Linked DNA regions of Homo sapiens: region 1 is linked to region 2. Evidence: chromatin contacts called from ENCODE Hi-C data. All regions are on one chromosome and are shown on one strand. Each heading gives the region's core, a stretch centred on a gene start or an enhancer-like site at or near the end of the contact. The rest is flanking DNA. Distances are from core to core; before and after follow the strand shown. Region 1 overlaps IGFBP2 (insulin like growth factor binding protein 2). Region 2 overlaps XRCC5 (X-ray repair cross complementing 5).

Region 1 (5,013 bases), core at 98-2,597, 500 kb before region 2:
CAAACAGATTCAGGGATGACAGTGGTGACTGTCCAAATGTAGAGAGCATAAGAAGAGGGATAGCCCCGTGGGCATGACCCATGCAGTCATACAAGGCTGACACTTAGTTTAATGTTCTGCTATTTCTGTCTTGACATTCTTAATAATTTCTGAATAAGGGACTCCATATTTTTATTTTGCCCTGGATCCTATAAATGAAGTCAACCAGTCCTCCATAAGAACCACACAGGAAGCAAGTTTCAATGCAGACTCCCAGGCCCCTCCCCGAGCTTCTAACTCAGGGGATCTGGGATAGGGCCAGTGGTAACAACGTCTCCAGCTGACTCCTTCTGGACCACTCCTCTTCAATGCAACAGACTCTCCAAGGGCCCGATGTAGGCTCAGCTGCAGTTCTGCATGCTGCCACACAGTGGCAGTATAGCCCCGGTGTTTGCTTAACGTTCAAAGAGGCACAGTTAGTTCCAGGTGAGAGATGTGCTTGACATCTTCAAGATCCCTGCCCAGCCAGCCATCTTCCCACGTGGATGCAATGATGCTTCCTCTCGGCAAAGGTTTCTAGGTTGCACTGCACATCAGTGAGTGTGGTTCCTGCAGCTAGAGCCACAGCGGAGGTGCTGCTCACCCACTCACCCATAAAAGCTACCTCTTCAGAGGGTTGGGTACAAGAGCACTAAGGGTAATGGAGGGGAAATGGGCAAGGAGATTGTGGCATCCTCAGAAGCCCTCTGGAAAAGTTCAAAGAATGGACAAGGTGGCAGCCCTGGGGCGTGAGGTCTGGCAAACACCTGACCCAACAATGGCCCCATAGTAACCCCTCCCGTTTTATACAGTCCTAGTTTTCAAAGCACCTTCACATCTAGTCTCACACTAATACCACCCTGCTATTTGAGGCTGATAACATCCCCAATAGACAGATGAGGAAAACAGGCTCAGAGAAGGTGGACAGCATAGCCCCAGGCAATGGAAAACGAAGTGGTGGGAAAGGATCCAAGCCCAGGTGTCCTGACTCCGGCCTTTTTCTTGCCTTATCCCTCCCTGGTTCACAATCACCATGGAACCTAAGAAAGGAAAAAGACCCTGCCTGGGCTCCATGGCAAACCAGTTACATCAGAATGTCTGAAGCTGAGGTACTGGCATCAGTTTTTGTTTTAAGTGCCGCCGTCGAGTCAAATGTTCACCGAGGTTGAGAAACACCAGGCTTCCCAGGAGGGCAGGCACGGGCTGCTCCACCCAGGGATAGCAGCTCCACCTGGGGACAGCAGCCCCGGGGCTGACTGCTCTTTGCAGCAACTCAGAGGGCAGGGGGAAGGGCCAGCTGCAGCACGCATGCGCCGAATGAAAGACAATCAGACCCCATGCAGGGACTGCTGAGCTTCAAGCTCCAGGTCCATCCAGTGCCCAGAGCCCTCTAGGCCCTCTCCAAGCGTCTCACCTGCTTCCATCCACGGGGCCAGTATAACTCAGGGGTGGGTGGCTGCCACACGCTGGAGTTAGGGGTCCCCAGACCCAGGGCAGGAGAGTTTGGGCACTTCTAGTTACACTTTTCCTCATCTGTAAAGTGTAACTAACAATAGTGCCTGTTTCACGGATGCACAAGGATCCGCTGAATGAATACTTTTGGGGCTGTGGCCAAGTGCTGGCCTTGGCCCGGTGCAGCCTAGAACACACCCTCCTGGCATGGCTCCATCTATTCTTGGGGATCTGGTTTTCCTGCACTCCAAGAAAGCTCATCTTGTGCCATTTCCAAAAGCTGTCTTGCATTCCAGCTACACTTATGTCACACCTGGTAAAGGGCCCGCCATCCCTCCGCCTCCCTACACTCACCAGATGGAAGGTCTGGAAGGTAGTGGATTGGGCCAGGCCCCTAGGGAGCCCCTCCTCTGTGGGAAGGGATCAGACTCCAGCCACAGGAGAGGGGAGTGACAGGAGAGGCCAGGCCCTGGGCCACGTACCGAGGAAGGTTAGGGGGGCAGGGACTGTGGGCCTCAAATGGTGAGCTTTCTCCCCCCATGGCCCATTGCAAAGGCAGGGGTCGGGGTGCATAAGCCCCCTGGAATTCACTGGAGTTGAGAGGCCAGCAGAACAGAATGGCAGATGTAGGTGAGCTCTGATGTGGAACTCTGCTAAGAAAGGCCACATTCTGTGCCTCCTTCCACAGTCCCTCAGCCTGCACACCTTGACACACTCATAGCCCTTTGTTTCAATTGATATTTGCTGGTCTGGACACCAAATCCCTTGGGCCCCTTAGAGAGCAGCATCTGAATTCTCAGTGGTGTCATCCTTATGAATAAGCCAGTTAACCACAGCCCTACTCCCTTTCTTTGGGGGCTGAGTGGAAATGTCTCACCCTGGGCAGGAGGGAGCCTCCTTTATTTCAGGGGCCAGACAACCCCAATCCCAACGTTTCCTGTTCCTTATCTCCCACTGCAGTGTTATCTGAATGTGCGAGGGAGGAAGCCGGACCCACGCTCCACATCTCCCCATCCCCAGCCCGTGACTCATCCTGCCCCTGTACAGCGCCAGGCAGGGGCCACATGGGGGCAGAAGCCTCACCTGGGAGTCCTGGGGCTGCACTGGAGGGTTTGATCTGGATTCAGGAGGTTCCCATTCCTTCTTATTGCCATTTCATGAATGGGAAACGGAAACGGCCTTTCCCATTTTCCTAGGAGCCAGGGGCAAAGCTGGATGATGGCGGGTAGGCCAACCTAGGCCAGGCTCTGCATCTCTCCCTGGAAGACCCCAAAGACTCAGGCAAAAGACACACACTTTACTTTTCCTTCCTTTAATCTTATGCAAAAGGGACACAGGGGTTCAAAAATAAAAATTTCTCTTCCCCCTCCCCAAACCTGTACCCCAGCTCCCCGACCACAACCCCCTTCCTCCCCCGGGGAAAGCAAGAAGGAGCAGGTGTGGCATCTGCAGCTGGGAAGAGAGAGGCCGGGGAGGTGCCGAGCTCGGTGCTGGTCTCTTTCCAAATATAAATACGTGTGTCAGAACTGGAAAATCCTCCAGCACCCACCACCCAAGCACTCTCCGTTTTCTGCCGGTGTTTGGAGAGGGGCGGGGGGCAGGGGCGCCAGGCACCGGCTGGCTGCGGTCTACTGCATCCGCTGGGTGTGCACCCCGCGAGCCTCCTGCTGCTCATTGTAGAAGAGATGACACTCGGGGTCCCCCCGGATGGTGGGGGCTCCCTGGATCAGCTTCCCGGTGTTGGGGTTCACACACCAGCACTCCCCACGCTGCCCGTTCAGAGACATCTTGCACTGGGGAGAGAGGAGAAGAGCATGGAGGAGCCCGCAGCCAGCAACTTTCCTTCTGTCCCTCAACCCGGCGTCCACTGAGCAGCCACCCCTTGCAGCTACCCATGCGCTGCCGGGTGGAGCTTCGCAACTTCAAATATGCGCCAGGAAACCTTGATAAAATGCAGATTCCCATGCAGTAGGTCCCTGGAGAGCTGGAAATTCTGCATCGCTAGCGAGCTCCAACGTGATGCTGATGCTGCCCGCCCAGGGACCCCTCTGATTAGCAAGGCCATTCAGGACACCCGAAGATGAAAAGACTCAGTCCCCAGCCTCAAAGAGGTCCCATCCAGTGGGGGGGACCCAGCATACTGAAGCTTAGTCATAGCGTCAGGTGTAAAACCTCATGTTGCAATCAAAATCAGTGTGTGCCAGGCACTGTGTGTGCAAGACACACTGCTAGTTCAGTTTCTAACAAATATAGTCATTTAATCCTCACAACCACTTTGTGAATTAGATGCCATTATTATCCCTGGTTTACAGATGATAAAACTGAAGCACAGATGGGCTAAGCAACTTGCCCAAGGTCACACAGCTGGTAAGAAGCACAGCTGAGATGGAAGCCAGGCATTCCCACTCCAAGGTCTCTGTTTTATGCATAAGCTAACTACTCCTGCAAATCACTTTAGTTACCCAAAGGTGCAGCAGACAGCCTGTTTCCCATGAGAAGTGATCGAGACTTTTTCTTCTGAGCTCCAAATGGAGTTAGCCAGCTTACATTTAGAGGGCATGTACACAAATAGCTTTTAATACTAAACTAATATTTAGAGGGTCAAGGTGCCTGGGTGAAGGGGGTGGAGAGGTGAGACCCCTAAGCCATCAGCAGAGCCCTGTTCCCATCTCCTGGCTTCACACATCCACACTTTAGGTCAGCCCAGACTGCCATTAGAACCACCAGGGTAGCTTTATAAAAATCCCAATGCCCAGCCAGGTGTGGTGGCTCATGCCTGTAATCCCAGCACTTTGGGAGGTCGAGGTGGGGGGATCATCTGAGGTTAGGAGTTCAAGACCAGCCTGGCCAACATGGTAAACCCCATCTCTACTAAAAATACAAAAATTAGCCAGGCATGGTGGCAGGCACCTGTAATCCCAGCTACTCAGGAGGCTGAGGCAGGAGAATTGCTTGAACACGGCAGGCGGAGGTTGCAGTGAGCTGAGATCACGCCACTGCACTCCAGCCTGGGAGACAAGAGCGAGACTCCGTCTCAAAAAAAAAAAAAAAAAAAGTATGTTACAGGGAAAATATTGCATATGCACAGTGACTGTTAAAATGCATATGAACAGAAGGTGGATAGAGGAGGGAGAAGGGCTCCTGAGTGGTTTACTTAAACTTCATTTTCTCCAATGTATTTACAATGGTGTTCTAGATGGCTTTTCAGAATCTTTCCAACGGCATTTCTCCATGCCTGACTCTTCATTCCCTGAGATACTTCGAAACCATGAAGACAACTCGGCCAGTGGTTGAAATCAATGATGGTGGGAGTGTGGCTCACAGATTATGAGCCTCACCTGAGGCTTGTTAGAGCTGTAAACCTGACCTACCACATGGCAATTTGGGGGCGGGCCCAGGAAGAGCTCCAGGTGATGTCAATGTCCGATCAAAGCAAAGATGCTTGGTTTAAGCCACTTCCCTTCTCCAAGAGCCTCCTCCCAACCTGGACTCCAAGTGAGGCCGGTGGGCAGCTGGGCAAGTGGAGCCAGCAACTGACCCGTC
Region 2 (5,660 bases), core at 1,396-3,895:
GTTATAAAAGAAGAAGTAAAGCTTTCTTTATTTGCAGACAATATGATCCTGTATGTAGAGAATCCTAAGAAGTATATTTAAAAAACCACAAGAACTAATAAGTTTAATAAGGTTGCAAGATATAATAAATAAATAATTTCATTTCTATATACCAGCAACAAATAATCCAAAAATAAAATTAAAAAACAATTCCACTCACAACATCATCAAAAAGAATACTTGGCAATAAATTTAATAAAAGAGCTGTATAGCTTGTACACTAAAAACTATAAAACATTATGGAGAAAAAATAAGATCTAAATAAATGAGTAACTATTCCATGTTCATGGATAACTCAGTATTATTAAAATGGCAATTTTCCCTTAACTCTTCTATAGACTCAATAAAATCCCTATCAAAATACCAGTGGGTTTTTCATATAAATTGAAAAGCTGGGCCAGGCACGGCAGCTCACGCATGTAATCCCAAAACTTGGAGGCCAAGGCAGGTTGATCACCTCAGGTCAGGAGTTCAACCAGCCTGGTCAACATGGCGAAACCCTGTCTCTATTAAAAAAATACAAACATGAGCCAGGCGTAGTACCTCATGCCTGTAATCCCAGCTACTCAGGAGGCTGAGGCACGAGAATCACTTGAACCCGGGAGGTGGAGGCTACAGTGAGCTAGGATCGCACCACTGTGCTCCAGCCTGGGTGACAGAGTGAGACTTTGTCTCAAAAAAAAAAAAAAAAAGAAAAGAAAAGCTGATGCTAAAGTTTCCATGGAAACGCAAATGACATAGAGTAGTTAAAACATTTTTAGAAAAGAACAAAGTTGGAGTGTATCCGAGTATTCTATTTTTTAGTCTTTTTTTCTTAAACTTTTCCTTCTGAGGCCCTTTGTATTAACTTTTTAGTTATGAAATAACAACCTTTACTCTCCTCCTTTCCACCAGACACTCCACTGCATTGCTAGCTTGTCTAATTATGTTTGCTTAGAAGTTCCAGAGACAATCCAGGTATCTATAGAATGTTCCACCACCGGGTTATTACTTGAAGGCTGCAGCTAATTTACAACTCGTCAGGCCCAAGATGGCGCCAGCCCATTCAACAGATGGTGCAATAACTCAGGATTATCAGAACAAGTCATGTAGGCCAGCATCACCTTGCAACCTCCCACCACCTGTGTGCACTCCAGACCCAAACTGACTATGAACAGGTCCCAGGAATTTTTGGGTGTGAGAGAAATGTTCTTTGAACTGTGGTGATAATTTCACAACTCTATAATTTACAAAAGATCATCAAATTATACTTACCAGTATATTTTATAGTAGAAGATTTTACTTCAATAAAGCTATTTTAAAAAGTAGAATTAATAAGTGCAATTTATCTAAGAGACTTGTAGAGATTTACCACAGACAGAAGAGAGAAACTAGATGTTTCTATCACAGAATAAGTATGAAAACTTAGACAGTGTATCTTACTCTCAATGCCCCAAGAAAACATTATTGGATTCCAAGAGCAAGGGAATTGTAAAAAAGTAGTTCTTATATGAGCAATGGCTCCTGACTTCAAATGGCTACCAATGAAATACCATATTATCCTGAGTGTTATGGCTGAGCCTCATTACCACTGAGAGACATGAACAGATAACTACAGATTTCAGTAGTTTAATCTGACAGAGGAAAATAAAAACGGGCCTTTAATTATGACTATTAACTGAAGATTTTTCTCCAACCTCTAAAACATAAGGAACCTCTAAAAACAAGTTAAATTTTCTCCCATTTCCAAAGACATCTAAGCTGGTAATATTCTCCAGCCCTGCTGAAACTGTTCTATAAAGGAATTAAACTCCCTTCCCTTTTCTGGCCAAAGAAGCAAGCACGACATTTTTCTAGGTTTTATGTAGACACGCATGGATCTGACAGGCTAACTGTACCAAATTACACTTGCCACTTCTTTCTGTGTCAGCATATTTTTTGCCTTGGGCATGCAATTTGAAAGGGGAGGACCCAAACACTTTTATTGCATTTAAGTGGAACTCCTAGCTGTTTCTTGGCTCCTCTTAACACATTTCAGTTCATTAGTGACTATTTTAACAAAAGCCTAACATCCTTTCCTAAATATCTTAATTGGTTAAGAGCGTCTGTTGTTTGCCACCAGCAGTCACTTCAAGTCATTGATTAAAGCAGTTTGCACATCAGCACAATCTGAAACCGGTTTCCTTTTTCAACCAGCTGGGCTTAAGGAGCAATCTTGAAGACAGCCCAATTCAAGGAGAACCAAGTACAATACCCTACATGACATGACAATGACCTACCATGGAAGGAAGAACTGCAGAATTTAACAGGAGGTGGAAAGAAAGAACCAAATTGCCATGAGTAAATCCTTGAACTGCTCTCTGTCTCACAAATCATACTCATTAGCACTTACTGCAAGGGTGAATTCTAAGAGCAAGCTGCAGGCCCTTTCTCCTAAGCACCCAAGAGTTCTGCATTTCCATCGGAACCAATTGTGAGCACCTGCCTTGTTGCACTGATGGCCCAAGTCATTGATGCAAGCTGAAATGATATGGTTTGGATTTGTGTCCCGCCCAAATCTCATATCAAATTAGAGGAGGAGCCTGGTAGGAGGTGAATGAATCACGGCAGAGGACTTCCCCTTTGCTGTTCTTGTGACAGTGAGTTCTTTTGATATCTCATGGTTTAAAAGTGTCTCTCTCTCTCTCTCTCTCCTTCATAGAAGACTGGTATCAGGAGTGATTTAGTATATTAAGTAAAGGCTTGAATGGACTCTGGGCTCATCTAGTTATGATGCTGAGAAAGCCTTCATGAATTCCATTTTCAGCCAGATGGGAAATTATTCTTTCCATTTTTAATATAAAAAGAGAAAAATTACTCAGCACATTTAAGGGAAGCAACTTTCCTATGTAGCATGAGAAAACAAAACACTGGGAGAAAACAGGAACACTGTCATATATTTCATAAGGACTTTTTAAAAAGCTCTCAGGAAGAAATTCAGGTGCTCACTGAGAAATGTAAACTAGAAATCCTAAGCTCCCCACTGATGAAATGGACCCCCTCTTGACAAAGGGGATCCCAGAAAACCTTAACTGAGTTTTTGGTCATGACACGACAAGGGGTCAAGTGCATCTTTTTTTTTTTTTTTTTTTTTTTTTTTTTTTTTGAGACACAGTCTTGCTCTGTCGCCAGGCTGGAGTGCAGTGGCACGATTTCAGCTCACTGCAACCTCCGCCTCCCGGGTTCAAGCAATTTTCCTGCCTCAGCCTCCCAAGTAGCTGAGACTACAGGTGCGCACCACCATGCCCACCTAAGTTTGTTTTTTTTTTTTTTAGTTTCACCATGTTGCCCAGGATGGTCTCAATCTCTTGACCTCCTGATCTGCCCACCTCAGCCTCCCAAAGTGCTGGGATTATAGCCATGAGCCACTGCGCCCGGCCAGGTGCATTTCATTATACCCCTCCTTTTTGCAATTTAGACACAACCTTCCAGCATTAATTTTAAAATAGGTATCATAAGACTGAGAGAACAAACTGTAGTAAACAGGACCTAAGGCCATGCCAGGCAAGGGTTAAGTCGCACCCCTTAAACTTAAAGAATAAACTATGTTCTAACTGCCAAAAGGTTTTTCTTTTTCTTAAGCAGCTAAAAAAGCACTGGCCTTGGGATAAGCAATATTGTTTTTAAAACAATTTGCAGCTCTACCAGATGCTGACTTACTGAACTCTTGTTCCACCAGCCATAACTACAGCTTTGATTGGACAAGAGAGTGATTTCGGTAACTTTCTCCTGATAAGAAGACCACCAACCACGGACTGGTTCTAGTGGGTTTTACAAAGATGGCACATTTGCATGCTGTGTCCTGAAAAGACCTTTTGATGTACAGGGTCTAACTGTAATATTTAAATGTCAAGTCTTCCCTGCAAGGTGAACATGGGTATTACGTAACATGCATGTTTAATACTCATGCATCAGGACCACCTTCATGAATATTCATAGCTCCTCCTGTAACCTGCTGAATATGTATGTTTAGTCAATCAGGTCAGCAATAATGCTCTTACCCCAAACCCTCCTTCATAGTGCCTGTCTCTGGGCTTTGGCTGGAGGCCATGTTTCCCAGCCTTTGAATAGACTAGGAATAGCCTTTCCCAGGCTTTCATCAAAAGTCCTATCAACAGGCACAAGGTTTCAGATATGTGACCCTATAATGTTGTTTTAAAAAGTGTAGGAAAAGAAGGCATTAGGAATCAAAAGAAACAGTATGGCTAAGTAAAAAATCCAGTATTTGAAAGAGACATGCGTTTGAATTCCTATGTGATCTTTGGGGAAAATGTATCTCCTCCAATTTTAGTTTATCTATCAGTAGAATGGGGATAATAATACTTACTGTAACTTATATGCGATCTAGGGTCCACTTGGCCTTGCTATTTCCACCTTGCAAGCTGTAACCCTTTATAAGAAATAAAGCTCTCTTTTTCTAAATTTATAGATCTTGTGATTTTTTTCAGTTAACAGAATGTAACTACAGCAAACATGCTTTCATTTTTATGCTACCACACATTTCTCTTTCTTAATGGATAGCCAGGCTACATTTTACAAGAGCTATATCCTGTAATTAGGGATATTCTGATACAGATTGACAGGAACTTAAAAGGATTTTAAAGGCTGGGTAAGAATAGATGAAAGCCTTTTAGGAAGAGTCGCTGAAAAATGAAAATACTTAAAATGATTATGTGTGCATAATGGTCTTTAGTTTCTACGTCATGTGCTTTTTATTTTTTCTTTTCATCTCTATTTCAATGATTTCATCTAAATTATTTGGCTGCTGAGTTTCATTATATTAAGATGTAAACTTCAGGGTGGTGCTGTGCCATCCAATGAAATATACACAACCAGTAAAAAGGTTTAAGCCACAGAGGCCAAGAATTGGCTCTCTGGAATTTGATCCAGAGTCTTTCACATATTTGCAATTATCTGTGAAAAGTCATCCTAACTACTCTGGGCCTCAGTCCGCCCACATGAAAGATGAACAACACCTTAAAGGCCAATGGTGCATAATTACGATGTCAGATAACACACCCTTTCAGCAAGTATTCTCTACAATTCCAAACACACTGATTTTTGTGTTACAATGAGACCACTTGTCCTGATAAATGAGGCATAAAATAAGCCTGGATTGTCAGGTTCTGAGGTTTAATAATTTAAAATGAGTCAAAAAGAAAACCAGTGAAAAACAAGTGAGATATTTAATAAAAATACAAAGTACAGACTAAACCTCTGGAATCCTTAATCATGAATTTTCTCATGATTAGATGTATCAATGCTATTTGGAGAAAGGACTAAAAAAGTATGTCAAATTCTTTAAGAAAAAAACTTTTATAGGGCTAAAGATGTTTAAAATTTTAGTGACTGTTTGTATTTAGCATCTTTAAGATGCTCAAGGTATTTGAAAGAGCTTATTTTTCTTAAATTTACCAGCGCTGTGTAGAAAAACGCCATATTTTTATCTTCTTATCTATCTGGGCAGAGTATAATTCATTATATAATTCATACCCAAGATTACATGAATCAGGATCAATTAAAAAAAATCACACACACACACACACACACACACACACACACACACACACACAAACCCACACACACACACGAGAGAGATTTCT

What was found. Hi-C counts contacts between places; a loop is a spot of excess contacts on that map. Pooled maps may share reads with other maps.
Region 1: a loop to region 2 is called in a map with no recorded cell type, with 4 times the contacts of the local background. The contact joins two enhancer-like sites. A Hi-C loop is called at or near these places in 1 of 168 maps with a recorded cell type or tissue (CD8-positive, alpha-beta T cell), 6 of 37 single-sample maps with no recorded cell type and 9 of 50 pooled maps.

What each region holds. Positions count from the first base shown.
Region 1 is chr2:216,662,190-216,667,202 of GRCh38, reverse strand. It overlaps IGFBP2 (insulin like growth factor binding protein 2), which reads right to left. Exons shown (of 4, transcript NM_000597.3): 4 at 2,767-3,263. The coding sequence ends at 3,099. Among named protein-coding and RNA genes, the nearest start is that of IGFBP-AS1, 30 kb to the left of the region's middle. Within about 2 kb of position 1,347, at least 10 of the 41 ENCODE cell types and tissues checked have a DNase peak (open chromatin) inside an H3K27ac peak, as active enhancers do.
Region 2 is chr2:216,167,541-216,173,200 of GRCh38, reverse strand. All of the region lies in intron 16 of XRCC5 (X-ray repair cross complementing 5), which reads right to left. Among named protein-coding and RNA genes, the nearest start is that of LINC01963, 47 kb to the left of the region's middle. Within about 2 kb of position 2,645, at least 3 of the 41 ENCODE cell types and tissues checked have a DNase peak (open chromatin) inside an H3K27ac peak, as active enhancers do.